2 separate regions of the Mus musculus genome follow, and region 1 is linked to region 2. A link is a loop called in an ENCODE intact Hi-C map of the cell type or tissue named here. Cell type or tissue: left cerebral cortex. All regions are shown on one strand. Links, peaks and the distances in the headings refer to the core of each region. The heading gives the core; the rest is flanking DNA. Region 1 has its middle 620 kb from the start of Gm22212. Region 2 overlaps Grid2 (glutamate receptor, ionotropic, delta 2).

Region 1 (8,343 bases), core at 269-8,268, 2.0 Mb before region 2:
TAACAAATACAGTATCTGACTTCCGTGTGTGTGTGTGTGTGTGTGTGTGTGTGTGTGTGTGTGTGTGTGTGTATACCATCACTTATGAAAATTTCTTCCCTGGGGGAAAGAAACTAAGAAATGATTGACCCCTCTTTATAAGATCTAAATGACAAAGAAAAGTTCAATTTCAAAGAATTTATACCTTGTGAAACCTGGGATTTTATCTGGCATACTTATAGAATATAAGCAGGGTCTTACTGAAAGGACCACATGTGATTCAAAGGCAGCCTCCCTGGAAAGTCCTCATTCAGAATGAATGGCTTCCCCATAGCTGCATTGATAGAGTCTCTACTCCTCTACTCTTTTTGCAAACATATGCTTTGGATCCTCCCCAAGATCACAATACCATATGTGATTAGGGCAAAACTGCACATAAGTCATTGAGGAGAGTGTTTGGATACTCAAAGGAGGGTCCAGTGACTGTGTAAAGCATTCTTTCTATGAGTGACTGTCAGGAGTGAGTAAGTCCAGGTGGTGGACTTTGTAAACAGACACATCTGATATCATGATGATGGCGATTGTCTAGCTTCAATGATAGTCCTGTACGACACCATCTTATTTAAAGAAAGCTCAATATGAACAATATACACAGATAAAGAAAGGCTAATAAATTAATACTACCTAGGTACATGTTGCTAAACTCTGGGGATTTGTAAGTTTTAAGCAAGGGTTACTAAAAAACAAAAGTCCATTATTTTAGATTATCCAATCCAAAGAATTTACTGTGATAGCCACACATGTACTTTTAAATGAATGTGCAAAGCAACACAGTAAATAGGTCTTCCATAACAAAACATCTTTAAATTCATGTGTGTGTGACAAAGCAGAAATAAACTTAGCAAATTCTCTTATAACTGTGATACAGAAGTTACTGTTGGATGAGTTCCTAAAACTCCTTTTAGTCAGACGATCCTCTCTGTCATTTCCAGGGATGAGCATCACGTATAATAAATGTGCAATGCCCTTATATGTGTTGTCCTCAATGGTTTTGTCCTTCTTTTCCCTGGCACAAAGTCGGGGGATAACCTCATTCAGAAAGAGTGCTTTTGAGGACACATTGAGACAAACATGCTCTGGCCTGAAGTAGGAGTAGCTTATGAGTCAGCTCAAAAAGCACATGGAGGTTTGCCAGGGTAGTGTGTACACAAAACATATTTGCTACTCTATACCACTGAAGGTACCAACTTAACAGATTGGCTTTGTTTTGTCTTTTCCTGCAAGGATCAAAAGACAGAAAAAAGAACGAGGAGACTGGACCAAAAGCTCTTGTCTTCATTACCTGCATACTTGTGCAGCTGTGCTTGTCATCTTCTGGCAATTTACAAGAAACAGAAAGTATCTCTTCCCTGTCAGGGCTTTAGGGTTGCAAACACTTGATTTTTAAGTGTAACCCCTGATAATTTTAAACTTTATAAGGTGAGATGCAGTCAGCTTCCATTACCATGGAAGATTAAATAAACAGAAATATCTGTCTTTACCAGTATTTAACCTGTAAATATCTTCCCTGGAGAGACTTCATGTGATCAAATGCTTGGGAACCTGTACTTACAGCTAGCTTGCATTTGCCTACAAATGGAAGTAGACAATCAGAAAAACCCAACAAGAACCATCCCTTCTATAAATAGATCAAGCTGTAGGATAATACAGTACTCTGATATTCTCTCTCTCTCTCTCTCTCTCTCTCTCTCTCTCTCTCTCTCTCTCTCTCTCTCTCTCTCTCCCTCCCTCCCTCCCTCCCTCCCTCCCTCCCTTCCTTCCTTCCTTTCTCTCTTCCTTTCCTTTGGCTTCTTCAGATCATCCTCTAGCGCTTGTCTTTCAATTCTTCCTCCTTCCCTTGAAATAGACCATGAGAAAGAATAGTTCTGTGACACACTAGGTGATCTTACTCACAGAGCCCTGGGCTTCATTACCAACTGTGAGGGGGAGTCTATTAGAATATTTGTTTCAACGAGTTTGGCTCTAGAAAACTATTATATTGTAAGCTAAACAAAATTTCCTGCATCTAGCCTGATTTATCTCATTTTCCCTGTGCCTAGCCCACAACAAGAAGATTTCTGGAATAAATATTCAGCTTTACATTATCAGTGAAATTAGCCAAATTTTAAGGATTTTAATGATATGAATCAGGAGAATTTTGAACCTCTCTAGTCTAAAATTGATTTACAGTATTGAATTTCATCATTCCCCTTGAGCAGTTTCCTCAAATTTATTATCACTCTGTAGTATATTTTTGTAATCTAGATAGGAAGCAAACATGATAAATGCAACATGGATTTCTTCTTGTTCAAACAGGGTTACCTTGTAGGCTTTCTGGATTGAGGCAGCCCAAGTGGAAATTTAAATTCCTATCATATACAGAAAAATAAACAGAGAAAACAAAGCATCACACAACAACAACATAAACAATATAAAAGGACTTAGAAAGCCATGGCATTTTTAGCTTCTCTAGACTTCCACAAATAGAAACCAAAACAAAAGCAGGGGTTCCCAGAGCATGATGAGACAGAAATAGAAGTGGATGAGTGTGGATCAATTCTGCCACAGATATTGAAAAATGAGCATATAGATGCTACTAGAAAGAGGAGAGTACACATCTCTGCCTGGTCCCCACCCTACCCTGTAGACCCATCCCACCTCAGATGTTGCAGATGCTATGGGCAGCAGCTTGTCTAGCACCTGTCACCCTATCCTTTGGCTCCCAGTTAAGATCTGTGCTTTCACAAAATGGCCTCTCTTGCGGCAAATTCTTCTGAGCTTCCTAGGTCTATCCATCTCAAAATGTCAGTTCCCAGTGTAGTTTGTGTAGTGTTGGAGACACATGACTGGCAAAACTGCAAGTCCCTTTAGAAGCCAGTAAAAGTTTTCATTCAAAAGCATGCCTTCAAAATAAAACAGAATTGTCATTGAGGTCTTATACTCCATCCTTAGCCTGTTATGAGAAATTGCAGTAAGGTTGCAGGTGAACACGTGATGGCTCCGAAACAGCAAAGCAGCAGGCTCCAGCGGTGGGCGTGGCAAAACGATTGAGCGGCAAGCTCCACCCCTGAGCAAGCAGGTTTCAGGCTGGGGAGGGGAGGCTACAATTGACCTTATCACATGGCAACAAACCTCATCCAAATCTTACATGAAGGTTGCAGCTATTTTGAAGATGCTACTAACCAAGATAATGACCAGTACATGTGGCTATGGGCATAGTGATGGGATCACTTGTTAACCAAGTCACACAGTTGCTTCTATTTTGATGAGGTTAACAGAAAAAATGGTGTGAGAAAGTCACATGACTATTTTCTGCCTATGGTGAGCTCAACTACACAATAAAACAAACACATTCCCTTTCACACCATGCATCCCTTTGAGCTCTACAAATGTTGTAGATTAAGTGTTGTTTACAACAACAACAACAACAACAAAACACACAAGTAATATTAACATGGATATAGCAAGAGAAAATTTCCTCAGTTAAGTTGCTCCAAAATACCAATCCAAAGAAATAGAAGCAATTCCATGGTCTTAAAGTAACAAATGAAAGCTCATATGGATTATCACAAACTTTGATTGTGAGCACCAAATGATGGAGTCTGGGTTTTATTTAACTCTGGCTCTCAGCTCTGAGGTCTATGGTATTGTGGGAAGGGAGATCATGAAATAAATAGAACGACTGTGATGGTGTGTCTGGTACCCATAGGTGGCGATATTGCTCTGGGAGTATATCGAGGGATTGACCAAGAAGTGACTGGTGGAATTTTGTCCAACCTGAACGTTGGTGGACGGTGAACAGAGAGATCTGTGACTTTCCATGTTCTTAGAAACTTAAGACCCCTAAAAATCAACTCCTTATAAATATTTAATATTTATTTAAAACATTTGGCAGCTGTTGGTGGTGCTATTAACCAGTTAGGGAAGGAAAAAAAAAAAAAAAAAAACTGACAGAATACAATATAGACTAGAACCAAACCAAACCAAACCACACTTTTCATTCTTTCTCCCAAATCTTATCTAATTTCCCATGCTTTGTGAAGGAAATCCTGTGGTAATGGAAATAAGGGATAAGAGAGAGTATTCAGCACAGTATCATTTAGCTCTTTACCGTATGGATCCTTCAGTAAGAAATAAATGGAAAAAGAACCCAAGAAAGTGAAGCATTGTAAGAAACAGGCTATTCCTTTGCAGGAATGCAAAGTTCCTTGCCTGCAAACAATAAATCCAAGGCAAGAAAGATAAAGGTACATTCTGGAGGGTCCCCCAACAGGTCCCGAGATTAAATGTTTCCATTCTTTCTGGTGGTCCTTGGGGCTTCAGCCTCCCCCCCCCACTCAATACCAGATCATGTTCCCCTCTCTCTGACCCCCCAACCCCTTTTCCTCCCAGGTCCCTTCCTCCGCACTTGTGATTAGTTTCTTCTCCCTCCCAAGTGGGGCTGAGGTATCCTCACTTGGTCCCTTCAGCTTGTAGACCTTTTTGTGTTCTGTGGACTGTATCTTGGACATTCTGTATTTTTTTCTAGTATCCACTTATTACTAAGTACATACCATGTATTTCCATTTGGGTCTGAGTTACCTCACTCAGTATGATATTTTCTAGTTCCATCCATTTGCCTGAAAAACTCAGGATGTCCTTGTTCTTAATAGCTAAGTAGTATTCCATTGTGTAAATGAAACACATTTTCTGTTTTCATTCTTCTTTTGTGGGACATCTGGGTGGTTTCCAGGTTCTGGTTACCACAAATAAGGCTGCTATGAACATAGAGTAGAACATGTTCCCCTGTGGCATGGTGGGGAATCTTTTGGGTATATTCCCAAGAGTGGTATTGCTGGGTCTTCAGGTAGATCTATTTCCATTTTTCTGAGGAACCTCAAGATTGATTTCCAGAGTAGTTGTATCAGTTTGCAATCCCACCAGCAGTGGAGAAGTGTTACTCTTTTTCCACATTCTTGCCAACATGTGTTGTTACCTGAGGTTTTGATCTTAGCTATTCTTATTATTGTAAGGTAGAATCTCAGTGTTGTTTTTATTTGGATATCTCTGATCATTAAGAAATTTGGACATTTCCTTGGGTGCTTCTCAGCCATTCAAGATTCCTCAGTTGTGAATTCTCGGTTTAATTCTATACACTGTTTTTTGATTGGGTTGTTTGGGATTTTTTGGTGGTTAGCTTCTTGAGTTCTTTATATATTTTGGATACTAGCCTTCTATCCGATGTGAGGGTTAATGGAGATTTTTTTCCAGGACTCAAAGGGAGGGAATCTAGATGGCCCTACAATGTGGAGAGGGAACTTGTACAGTCCACTTCCAGAAGAAAGACAGGGCATCTAGTGAGGGATAGGGTTGCTATACCACAGACAAAATTCTGATCCATAATTTTTCCTGTCTGAAAGAACTGCAGGAATGGAAATGGAGAAAAGCCTGAGGAAAAGAAGGTCCAGCAACAGGCCCAAAGTGGAATCCAGCTCAATGGGAGACACCAAGGCCTGACACTATTACTAAGGCTATGGAGTGCTCACAAAAAGGGACATATCATGACTGCCCTCTGAAAGACTGAACAAGCAGCTGAAACAGTCAGATATTTGAACTGCTGGCTCCTGTTGTTGAATTAAGGAAAAGCTGGAAAAGTTGAGGAGAAGGGTAGAGGGTGACTCTGTAAGAGGACCAGCAGTTTCAATTAACCTGGACCCCAAGATCTCTCAGACACTGGATCACCAACTAGGGAGCATACTCCAGCTGAATGAAGTGTAAACCCACTGAATGAAGTGTTTCTATGATTTTTGTAAGCATGTTTATGATTGATGTGTAAAAGGACCAATCTTTTCTAAAATTTAATGTTGCATCCTACCATAGGTTGAAAGTTTTGAACATTTCTAGGTTTTGGTGGAATCTTTTGTACAATATTAAAACATCTGCAAATAGGGATAATTTGACTTTTTTTTCTATTTGTATCCATTTAGTTGCTTTTTCTTGTCTTACTGCTCTAACTAGGTCTTCTAGTGTTATATTAAGAAAAGCATGTTCATAGTGATATTCCTGTCATATTACTAATCTGATTTTAATGGTATTCAAGTTTCTGTTCATTTAGGAAGATGTTAGTGGGAGGCTTGTAATGTATAACCTTTATTATGTTAACATATTTTCTCTCCTCATATTTTCTATAGAAATTTTGTCATGATGTCATGTTGGACTGCTGTCAAAGGTCTTTTCAGCATCTATTATGATGATTATGTGACTTTCGCTGTTAAATCCATTTATATGATTTTGTAGACTTATGGGATTACATCTGTTGAAGTATACCCAAACTCCATATGATCATGATATATAACTTAGATGGATGTCTACATTCAGCATGTTTTTTTCCTTGAAAAATTTTGCACCCACCTATTCTCATCATGGATATTGATTTGCAATTTTTTGGTTTCTTTTATAGCTACCTGACTTTAGAATTAGAGTAATTCTGGTTTCATAGGAGTTTAGAACTTCTCTTATTTCTACTTTTTAATATAATATGAGAAATATTGAATGTGGTTGGTTAAAAGCTTAGTAGTAATTCTGCTGTGAATCCATCTGTGCCACTTTATTTCGGAGACTTGTATTACTGTTTTAATAATGTTGCAGGTCTCCTTAAGTTGTTGATCTCTCTTTATTTAACTTTGGTGGTTGATATTTGCCTAGAAACTCAACCATTCCCTTTGAGTTTCCCTCTTCAGTGGAGTTCAACTTTTTAAGGTTTACCTTAAAAAATGTTGGATTTTTTGATGCCTTTTTTTTTTTTTGATGATTTGCCAATTAAAATGGGCCCTTAGGTTCATTGACTCTTCTTATTTGAATTTTGTTTTGAATTCATTGATTTCTGTCCTTTTAAAAGTTCCTTTCACCTGCTGTTTCCAAATTCGCTTTGTTTTCGTATTTCCAGGATCAGGTGGATCACTATTATTTCATCTGTTTATGTTTCCTCTTATTATTCTTTTTTTAACATAAGCACTAATGCTTCCTGGTGGGATAGCTTTTCTTTTAAACATCAAAGTACTGTGCTTTTGTCCACTACTGGAGGGTTTCTATTCTCTCCACCCTCCCCCATGCCCCATACCTCCTGCTCTGGCCCACTCACCAGTCACTGGCAAGTTTTATAATGCCTGTGAGTTTTGGTAACATCAAAAGATCCCTTTGCTATTGATTAGGCTCTAGTACATTGTGTATATCACTTACCTTTGAGGCACCATGTAACACAGGTAAAGTGATATTAATTGGATTTTTTTCAGTGAAACTTGCTTACCCCTAGAGTTACCAAAAGTTCTATTCCCTCAAAATTTTACCCATGAAGAGGCCAATCATTTACATCAAACTCATAAAATTGGATACTGTGTTTTTCTTAAAAACAAAGTGCGCATTTAATCAATTTATATATCTCATAGCCCTGATGAAAAGAGGAACAAAGGTAATACCTGGAGAAGTCTATTCTAGCTGAGTTAAATCTATCAAGTGCAAAGAAAAAAATTTTGGACTGGAAGTTTATATGGATTATTTTCAGATCAAATTTCATGATTATTTTTTTTTCTTTCTGAGCAGCTATTGTTTTACAGAAAAATATCACTTCATACAGAACTCTCTTTGAATAAGAGGCTAGGATTTACAAATTTAAAGAAATGCTCTAAAACATACCAATAAAAAGGGACATTTAATCAACCTATTTAAAAAAATCTCCTCCAATCCTACTGATTTTTGCTTCTTGCCTCCTTTTTAGCAGTTAACAAGTGGCAGGAAAGATCACAATTAAATCACGGATGCCCATCACTTAATGTTAACTCTAGTGGCTAATTTTGTAAATTTAGACACAGGCAGAAAATGACATATTCTTTCCTTGCTATTCATGTGTTAACTAGAAGAACTAGAATTTCTATGAGGAATAATATGGTACCCCCAGAAGAAATTCTTTCCTCTTACTATAGCTTAAGTGAATAAACAGATTTAATCAAATCAATTCTGTCTCTTGCTGACAAGAATACTTTTCAGAATTTTTAGTGATTGAAAATTATTGCCACAATACCTAAAAAAAAATGGAAAAAAAAAGAAAATTATTGCCACTTTATCTAGACTTAATATGATATCTTACAATTCCCCACATTTGGGGCATTATGAAACAATTTTAGAAAAAATGTATTTTTTATTAATTTATTTTATTTATTTTAATTTTTTTTTATTTTTTGGTCCTAGCAAGTTCTGTTCTAATTACCTGCATTTCATATCTGGCACTGATTTTCTTTAGCATTCTAGTCTTCTGGAGGCATTTCTGTTCAATAATGCAGGGTATATCCA
Region 2 (8,343 bases), core at 47-8,046:
GATCATAGTTAGTTGACTGTGGGGATAAAAGGATGAATTTCTGAACTCTCTAAATGGTATAAGTCACAGGTAGATTCTGTACTGACCACTCTGTTTACACCCAAAGACTTTAGAGCAGAGAGTACACATAAGACCTCAGCAACCTTGGAAGAATACACGCTTTGCTTTTCAAGTGTACATTAAGTTGTTCATTACACAACCACAGCTTTTTGAAAAATCTTCCACAAAGCTTGTCAAAAATTATGTGAGGTGGTTAGATGCATGGAGGAAAAGGGGGAGGTTTATATAAATGTATGAATATGTTTACCATATCAAAGAAGACAAATGAACCCAATATGTAAAGCAAAGCAGAGTCCTAGGTATGAGTAGTATGAGTAATATTAAAAAAAATCAAAGAAACTTTGGCTAAATTTTCAAGTCTTTAAACCATTTCATAAATAACAAGCACAACGTGTGTGTGTGTGTGTGTGTATGTGTGTGTGTGTGTGTGTTTCCCTTACATATAATAGACAATGGGAGGAGAGATAAAGGGTGAGAAAGAGACAGAGACAGACAGACAAAGACAGATACATACATGGAGAGAGACAGAGAGAATATTTAAGTCCTGGGTAATTTGCACAAAACTTTGATTTATTAACCAAATTATATGACATTTTCTAAAGATTTTCTTGTGAGGAACCCATAATCTGAAAAGCCATAGCAGTACAGTGGGTTTTGTTGGATACTAGCTTCTATATTCTGATAATGTCTTTTTTTCATGTACACATTAAGAGAAAATGTCTGGGTCTTATCGTTTATTGAGCACCTACTGTGTACAAGCTGCTCCTCTCCATATTTACCGGGTAAGAATGTTCTTTTCATGGCCATCCCTGAGAGTAAGCTCCGCTGCCGTCCCAGGCCTGTAGATAAGAAGCTATGGCTCACAGAGGTTAAGTACTTTTCCCCGAGGCTTGGGATCTGGCGGCAGGTCAGTCTCCCCTTAAGCTCTTTGATCACATTCTCACAGGAGCAGAGAAGTTTTAGAGAGGAAAAGGCCTCTTTCTCCAAATGCTTTTAAATATTTTATTTTTGTTTGTGGAATATATGTTGTTTTTCAAGGTTAAATTGCAGAGTAAAAAGGGCATTTACTGTACAGGCAACAAGAAGGACGGAGACTTTCTACTCCACAGCACCTTGCGAGCAGAGGTTGCAAACATTTTTTCACGCATCACTGCACGATAGCTCCCTTCGACTGAGTAACGGTGATGTTTATTAGCACTTAATAGCCTTAGACAGGACAGTATTTTGAAACTCAAGAGTAATTTGAGGAGAGCAATATCGTGAGTCCACCAGAGTAGTGTAGCCATATTTCAAAATAAAGTGTCCCTGCTTCACAAAGCAGCCCATCAGTGCTGACCACTGCTAAGGCTGGGAAGGTGGGCAGGCTGCTGGCTCTGCCCTAGCAATGATGTGCAGACAGTTCCTGAAGACCTGCTGCATTGGACTCATCAATTAACCCTCGGTGCATGCTGTTTATTAAGTACCTAAGTGCCAACAATATTAAGTAAATTCTTGTTTGTAAAAATGTAACGTTCTTAACTGTGTGCTAAGATGCAAATGTGACACATTGTTAGCTTTGAGAAGCAGATGGAGCCCCAGATCCAGTACCAACTGTGCAGAGGCTCTGGACACGATTGTGTGAGATGATAGTGTGCCTTGCTAACCTCTGCATAATGAGAAAAAGGGCCTGTGACCTTATGATGCCCTTGGGATTTTTTTAACATTTTATTCAAATTTTCTGTGACACTCATACTATGTATATAAATCCCATTCATCTCCACATTCCTTCATATCCACCCTCTGCCCTTACAACCTACTCCCAAAATAGATTAAATAGATTTTTTTTTAAAATCTTGATGTAGAAGCTGTAGTGTGTTAGAGTGTATCACATAGAATATTCTTTTGTCTACATATCTCTACTTGCAAATATTCCTTGCAATGAGTCATTGGTCTGGTTTGAGGCCCCTATCTTCTGCTACACCATCAATATTGGGCCTTCACCTGATGCCCTTGGAATTTCAGTGGATTATACAAATTGGATTCAGACATCACAGTCTGAGACCACCTGCTGAATATGACCTCTGTTCACACATAAGTGGCAGATATAATCCCTTCTTATGAACAGTATAAATTGTAGGACTGTTATAACACAATGCAGTGATATGTTAAAGTCAGTTTTAGTTTTAAAATAGACATCAATATATGTTTCTGAAGGAAAAAATCATATTAAAAACAAGAAAATATGGTTCAATGATTCAACATATTTTTCCATTGCTAGTGAAAGCATTCATTTTGATCCTGCTTAATAATATCAATTTCTTCTTAATATGACTCTGAAGAAAAACACAAACAAAACCTTTTCTCTAGTTACTATTCTTACTAGTTCTGTGCTGTTCTTTGGCTTCGATTTGGCACTGGAATTATCCAACACAAACTCATACAGACTTTGACCTGCCTTCTAGCCCAGCACTGACCTCCATTTACACTCAGATACTCCATATTCTTAAAGTACGACAGTGATTTTCATTTGGCACCTGGGGCTTGAGACACGGTGTAACTTTACTCTGTAGCTGGAAGTGAGCTTCAGACAAGAGAGGCAGGTTCATGTACTATCCTGAGGCCAGGCAAATGAATGAATCACGGTGCCCCTGGTGTCGTCTCGTCTTGAAATTAGAAATTTTCTTTATTTTTTATCACTACCCAAATGTTGATAGCTGCCTTAAGATGTTCTGAAATGGTAAAGAGCAATCTTAGCCAGAAATCTTGATTTTTCTTTAGCTAAGCGGCTTATGTCCTGCCCTTTCTGTAATCGGAAGGACTTGGCAGCCAGAGCCCCCATGGTTTTCATTATTCATAAAGAAGTTTTGTTCCAAATCTCTTTATGGACTATGCCAAGATATTTGCTTTTGTGCTTATAAATTTTTATATTGGGGAGATCATTTTATTTTACTTGGCAGAAGAATAATTTATGGGCAGCCTCTAGTATTTGAGCCTATAACAATACATAAGATTATTTTTATTAGATATTTTCTTTATATACATTTCAAATGCTATCCCGAAAGTTTCCTATACCCACCCACTCCCACTTCTTGGCCCTGGCATTCCCCTGTACTGGGGCATATAAAGTTTGCAATACCAAGGGCCCTCTCTTCCCAGTGATGGCCAACTAGGCCACATAAGATTATTTTAAGGTTATCAAAATCTGATACAGTTGCATATTAACTGTTATCATTAAATACTTTTCAGATCATGGTAAAGAAAACTCCTCAAGACATTGAAATCAGTACACAGAGATTAGTGATGAAGGTGTGTAGTGGTCAAGTGGGAATTTGCAGCCAAGGGACAGAGTAGAGTCTGTGGATGGGATGTTACTCTTATTAGAGGGAGCGCCATGGGTGAGCAGACTCTGTCTCAGCTAATGTAGCGAGAGTCATGATGACCCTTTGTCAGCATGAACGTGGCTGTGGGAACAGCAAGTCACCCAGTCAGGTATTAAGAGATGAGATAATGTCTTGAGGGAGCCAGATTTCACTAGCATATGCACAGATGGGCCTATGAGGAGCCCCTGGATGAGTGAAGGAAGGACTCTCACACACTTGGGAAGACTTTGTTATGAATGAGTTGCTGAAAAAAAAATGAGTAGCTCTTGCCAAATCTGAGATGGCATATCCCTCCTCAGTTTAAGAAATTTAACTAATGATTCTTTATGATATGATAAATGGGGAAAATGAGGAAATGGTTTCACTTGGAAAATGGACTCTAGGAAGAAAATAAATGTTCCACTCACACTTTGGGTCATGCACAGAGAAGCATGAGGTAGACACTGTCAAGTGCTGGTGGGTACAAGAACAGGCATCCTTCAGAAAACAGCCCTGGCCCTGTTGACTTCCCTTCTTCGTTTCCACTAATTTCTCTCTTGAACCTTTAGTCTCTTCCTATCAAATGCACCTGCTGACTCTGACACAACCTTGTGTTCCAGGGCAGTTTGCTCAGAGAGATTTCCCTGACCTTGAGAGCTAGGCCAGGCCCTTCTGGGCTGTGCTCCTTGACTGTCCTGACCATAAATCTTATTTCATTGGAGTACATAGTGGAAAAGGGGAAGGAGAAGGTCTCAGAGGTCTGATTGTGAAATTGCTGTCTCTGAAAGTGGAAGCTAGGCTAAATAGACAAACAGCAGAGTTTTCCTGTCAAGCCACAGCATTGATCCCACAACCTAATGGAAGGGAACTTAGTAATTCCCTTCTCACCCATGTGTGTCCCATCTCCATTCTCTCTACCTCTCCTGATGCAGTCTCGTCACTATCTACTGCTTACTAGGATTAATTGGAATGTCTATCTTCTTGTCTATCCAAGAGACTTTTTATATATGTTATCTGACTAAATAATTTAAAATAAGCTTGAAGTATAAATTAATTCATCCTTATTTAAAGATAATCACGTTGGTATACTAAGTAACGAGTCTAAAATTAAGATTAGTAGAAAATAGTGCCTGGGTATAGATAGATATTTATTTCTTTCCAAGTTTTCTAAGGTATAGATAGATCAATAGGTTGATAGATAGATAATGTAAAGGTAGATAATAGATGAGAGAGAGAGAGAGAGATCTGTATATCTCCATACATATTGACATTATAGCCATTCCACTTAGGTTGGAAATGTCTAAAGAAAGGTACTTTCTTCACACAAAGCTTTTCTTTAAAAAGTCTGTTCTTATATTGAAGGGTCATATCTAACATCATATAGCACTACTCTTTCCATTATTCATGGAAGAAAATCAAGGCTAAATATGTGACTGGCCACACAGCAAAGCTACAATCAGTGCCCACATTTGTACACTCAGATTATCTAACTTCTATGTTCTCTCAAGGACTTCAAGCTAAAGTGTACTACATAAAAGTAAATTTGTTAAAGTATCAAATCCAAGAACTTCAGAATATGACTCCAGAATTCATAATATTCCTGTTCAAGTATGCCATATACCAACTTCACTCCTCATTACCCTCTCTGGATCCCCCACCATACACAAATGCTAACTCCCCCTCTCTATCACCTTTCTTCTTTCTAGTTAGTCTGCCTTCTATTGTCCCTGATTAGTGTGAGTGAATGTGTATGTGTGTGTGTGTGTGTGTGTGTGTGTGTGTGTCCATGTCCAAAATTCCATATGAGAGAAAAATATAGTATTTATATTTCTATTTATGGAGTATTTCTTTTACTATGACTATTTCTATTCTACCCATTTTCATACAAATGAAATAATGCCATTATTTATGACTAAATTATAACTTCATTATGGCACTTGAGGTATAGCCCAGTTGGTTGGGAATGTTTGCCAGACAAGGAAATCCCTGGGCTGGACCTCAGAACCACATAATAGATACCTATGATCCTAGTACTGGGAAAGTTTAGGCAGCATGATCAGAAATTCAAGGTTATCCTTGCCTACTTAGTTTCAAAGACCAGCCTGTGGGTCTGTCTCTCTCTCTCTCTCTCGCTCTCTCTCTCGCTCTCTCTCTCTCTCTGTGTGTCTCTCTCTCTGTGTCTCTCTCTGTGTCTCTGTGTCTCTGTCTCTCTCTCTGTCTCTCTCTGTCTCTCTCTCTGTCTCTCTCTCTCTGTCTCTCTGTCTCTCTCTCTCTCCCTCTCTCTCTCTCTCCCTCCCTCCCTCCCTGCCTCCCTCCCTCCCTGCCTCCACTGTGCATACAAACGACATTTTCTTTAGATTTTCTTTAGCTGTTCACCTGTTGGTTGGCACATAAACTCACTTCCTAGCTAGGCCACAGAGAACAGTGCCACAGAAAACACAGATGAGTGAGTGTCCCTGTGACAACCTGGATTCCTTTGGGTATATTCTCTGAAGTGCTACAGCTGGATCATATTGATCTATTTGGTGGGTGGAGTCTATCTTCAACCATGTTCTTGCCCACCCTCCTTCCAAGAATGGAGTTGGTCAATAGCAAAATATACAAATGGGAAGCACCTCATTACCAATTCGGGATTAAGAACCTACAAACAGACTGTCCTGTAGGGTTTTAATGAAACAAGTTTGAACTACCCAACAGCAATACCAAATTTCTCAAGGGGTTCAGTGTGCCAGCTAAGAGTAGTCCCTTACAGAGTAGTTGATCATAGTCCCAGAGCCCAGAGCCACAGGTCTCTAAAGCAGCAGGTATGGGAGGCTGGTAGCAAATGCCAGATGAAATTCCCTCTGCTGACCAGCTGAGAATGGAGTCTTGCAGGTAAGATAGGAGTGAGTTCTCTGAAACTAGTTGAGTTTTGGAGGCTCAAGGGAGTTCTCTGAGAAGAGAGAAGTGTCAGTTATGTGGAAGAAGCAAGCTCATTTCCTGAGAAACCCTGCTGAGTAGAAGCCTCAGACAAAGGGGCACATTCTCGTGTCTCCAACAAACTGATTCTAGATCATGGGTTGAGATCTGGTCCTGAAGCCTCCATGTCTTCCTCTATCATAAAGCAGGCCAATTTATTAAGGACCAGCTGGACCCTGATTGTCTAGCCAATCAGGAAAGAGCTGTCAAAAGTTACCACCTGTCCTGGTTGCTGTGAGAGTCTTCTTATGACTCTTATCTCTGGCTTTTCTGCCCTGTTTGCACTGAGAACTCTGGTTGTCAAATCTAGGGCCTTATTGTAAAGGAAGGTTTTTGTTTATCCTCTGTGCCCCTCACCTGCTGAATTTGACTTCCCCTCCCTGGGAGAAAGCTTCCCACGGGCACAAGGCAGAAGCCCCTTACAGCACAAAGCTCTGCATTGGTGGGGGAGGGAGGAGGTGCTTTCTATGTCCATCAACTTGGCAGTTCTGATTTCAGTGTCTTGAGATATTTTATCTCCATACTTGGAGCCTTCACTATTTGTCTTCTTCATCGGCAATGTGGAGTCCTCTTCTCCGAATTTCTGGATGGCATTTGCTTTCTTTTTGCTTGTGACCATTCTGACAGGTGAAATGGAATTTAAATGGAGTTTTGGTTTGCCTTTCCCCGATGGCTAAGGATGTTGAATATTCTCATGTATTTATCGACCATTTTTACTCCATCTTTTGAAAAGTATCCTCTCAATTTTCTTTTGCAACTTCATTGATTGGATTGTTTGATTTACTTTTATATGTTCTTCATATTAACAATGTCTCCCATTCTCTACTTGGCTGTTTTCTTTGCTGGGTAGCGTTTTAATTTTGTGCAATATCATTTGTCACTTCTTGCTATTATTTCATAAAATATTGGAGTCTTTTTCAATGAGTCCACTCATATGCCTATATCTTGGAGTGCTTTCTTCTAAGAGTCTCAGAGTTGTAGGTTTCACATTAAGGATTTTGATCTGTTTTGAAATGGCTTTGATGTAGGGAGAGACATGGGAATCTAGTTTCTGCTGCCTTTTATGTACAGTTTTGCCAACATGGTTGGCTATTTCTTCAATAGATTTTTTTGGGGGAGGGGCGTTTGAGACAGGGTTCTCTGTGTAGCCCTGGCTGTCCTGGAACTCACTCTGTAGACCAGGCTGGCCTCGAACTCAGAAATCTACCTGCCTCTGCCTCCCAAGTACTGGGATTAAAGGTGTGCACCACCATGCCTGGCTTTCAAATAGATGTTTTTGACAGCTTTGTAAAATTGTGCATGCTTATAGTTGTAGTTTTTTTTGTAGGATTTCTCAGTAGATAAGTAAATTAAAATGAACTGGGGTTGTCTCATCCCAATACAATTTTGTCCATATATGACAAGGAAACTAGCATAGACAAGAAGGACCTCAGCAGAAACAAAGCCTACCAGCCCCTGGTCTTGAACTTCTAGTCTCCAAACTGTGGGAAAGAATAGACTTCTGTACGACTTTGTTATAGAGTCTGAGGAAAGCTCTCCCCCATTATTGTGGAAACAAAGCATTCTGCTTCTTTTGTGTAAGGGAATCAAGATTTTTAATTACTGAGGAAAAAAAAATAAGTTATACCAAAGTCCCAGGTTACTAAAGCAGTTCATAAATGACTTGGGGATAAATAAATGATTAATAACTTTGCATAATAAATGTCATCCAATTGTTCCCCTAAATCAGAAATATAAAAAGAAAATTTCCATCCATCTCTGAGCCAACTATGAAAACACAGGAGTTCAACTTACTAGTTTAGCCTTTTTCTTCCTGCCCTCCAAATCAATAAACTCAAAGTAAAAGACTGAGCTGCTCTGTAAAGGTTGTACATTGTCACCATCATGAGGGGCAAAAACTGACATTAAATAAAAGGACATTATGTCAAACATTTATGGATCTTATCAACGTTAGATGTTCAAAGTGATTAACACACAATGCACATGG

What was found. A loop is a pair of places that touch in the nucleus more often than their neighbours do. Peaks named below come from ENCODE experiments on the same cell type or tissue, not always from the same donor. Only the 100,000 strongest peaks of a DNase experiment are listed, where the experiment ranks them.
Region 1: it touches region 2 in a loop (3-fold over the local background); 2 of 42 quality-filtered maps call a loop at or near these places.

What each region holds. Positions count from the first base shown.
Region 1 is chr6:62,572,668-62,581,010 of GRCm38, forward strand. No RefSeq gene overlaps it. Among named protein-coding and RNA genes, the nearest start is that of Gm22212, 620 kb to the right of the region's middle. In left cerebral cortex, for the core only: a CTCF peak has its summit at 3,732; DNase peaks (open chromatin) are centred at 1,133 and 3,742.
Region 2 is chr6:64,570,603-64,578,945 of GRCm38, forward strand. All of the region lies in intron 14 of Grid2 (glutamate receptor, ionotropic, delta 2), which reads left to right. Among named protein-coding and RNA genes, the nearest start is that of Gm35851, 150 kb to the right of the region's middle. In left cerebral cortex, for the core only: no CTCF peak of the experiment used is centred there; no DNase peak of the experiment used is centred there.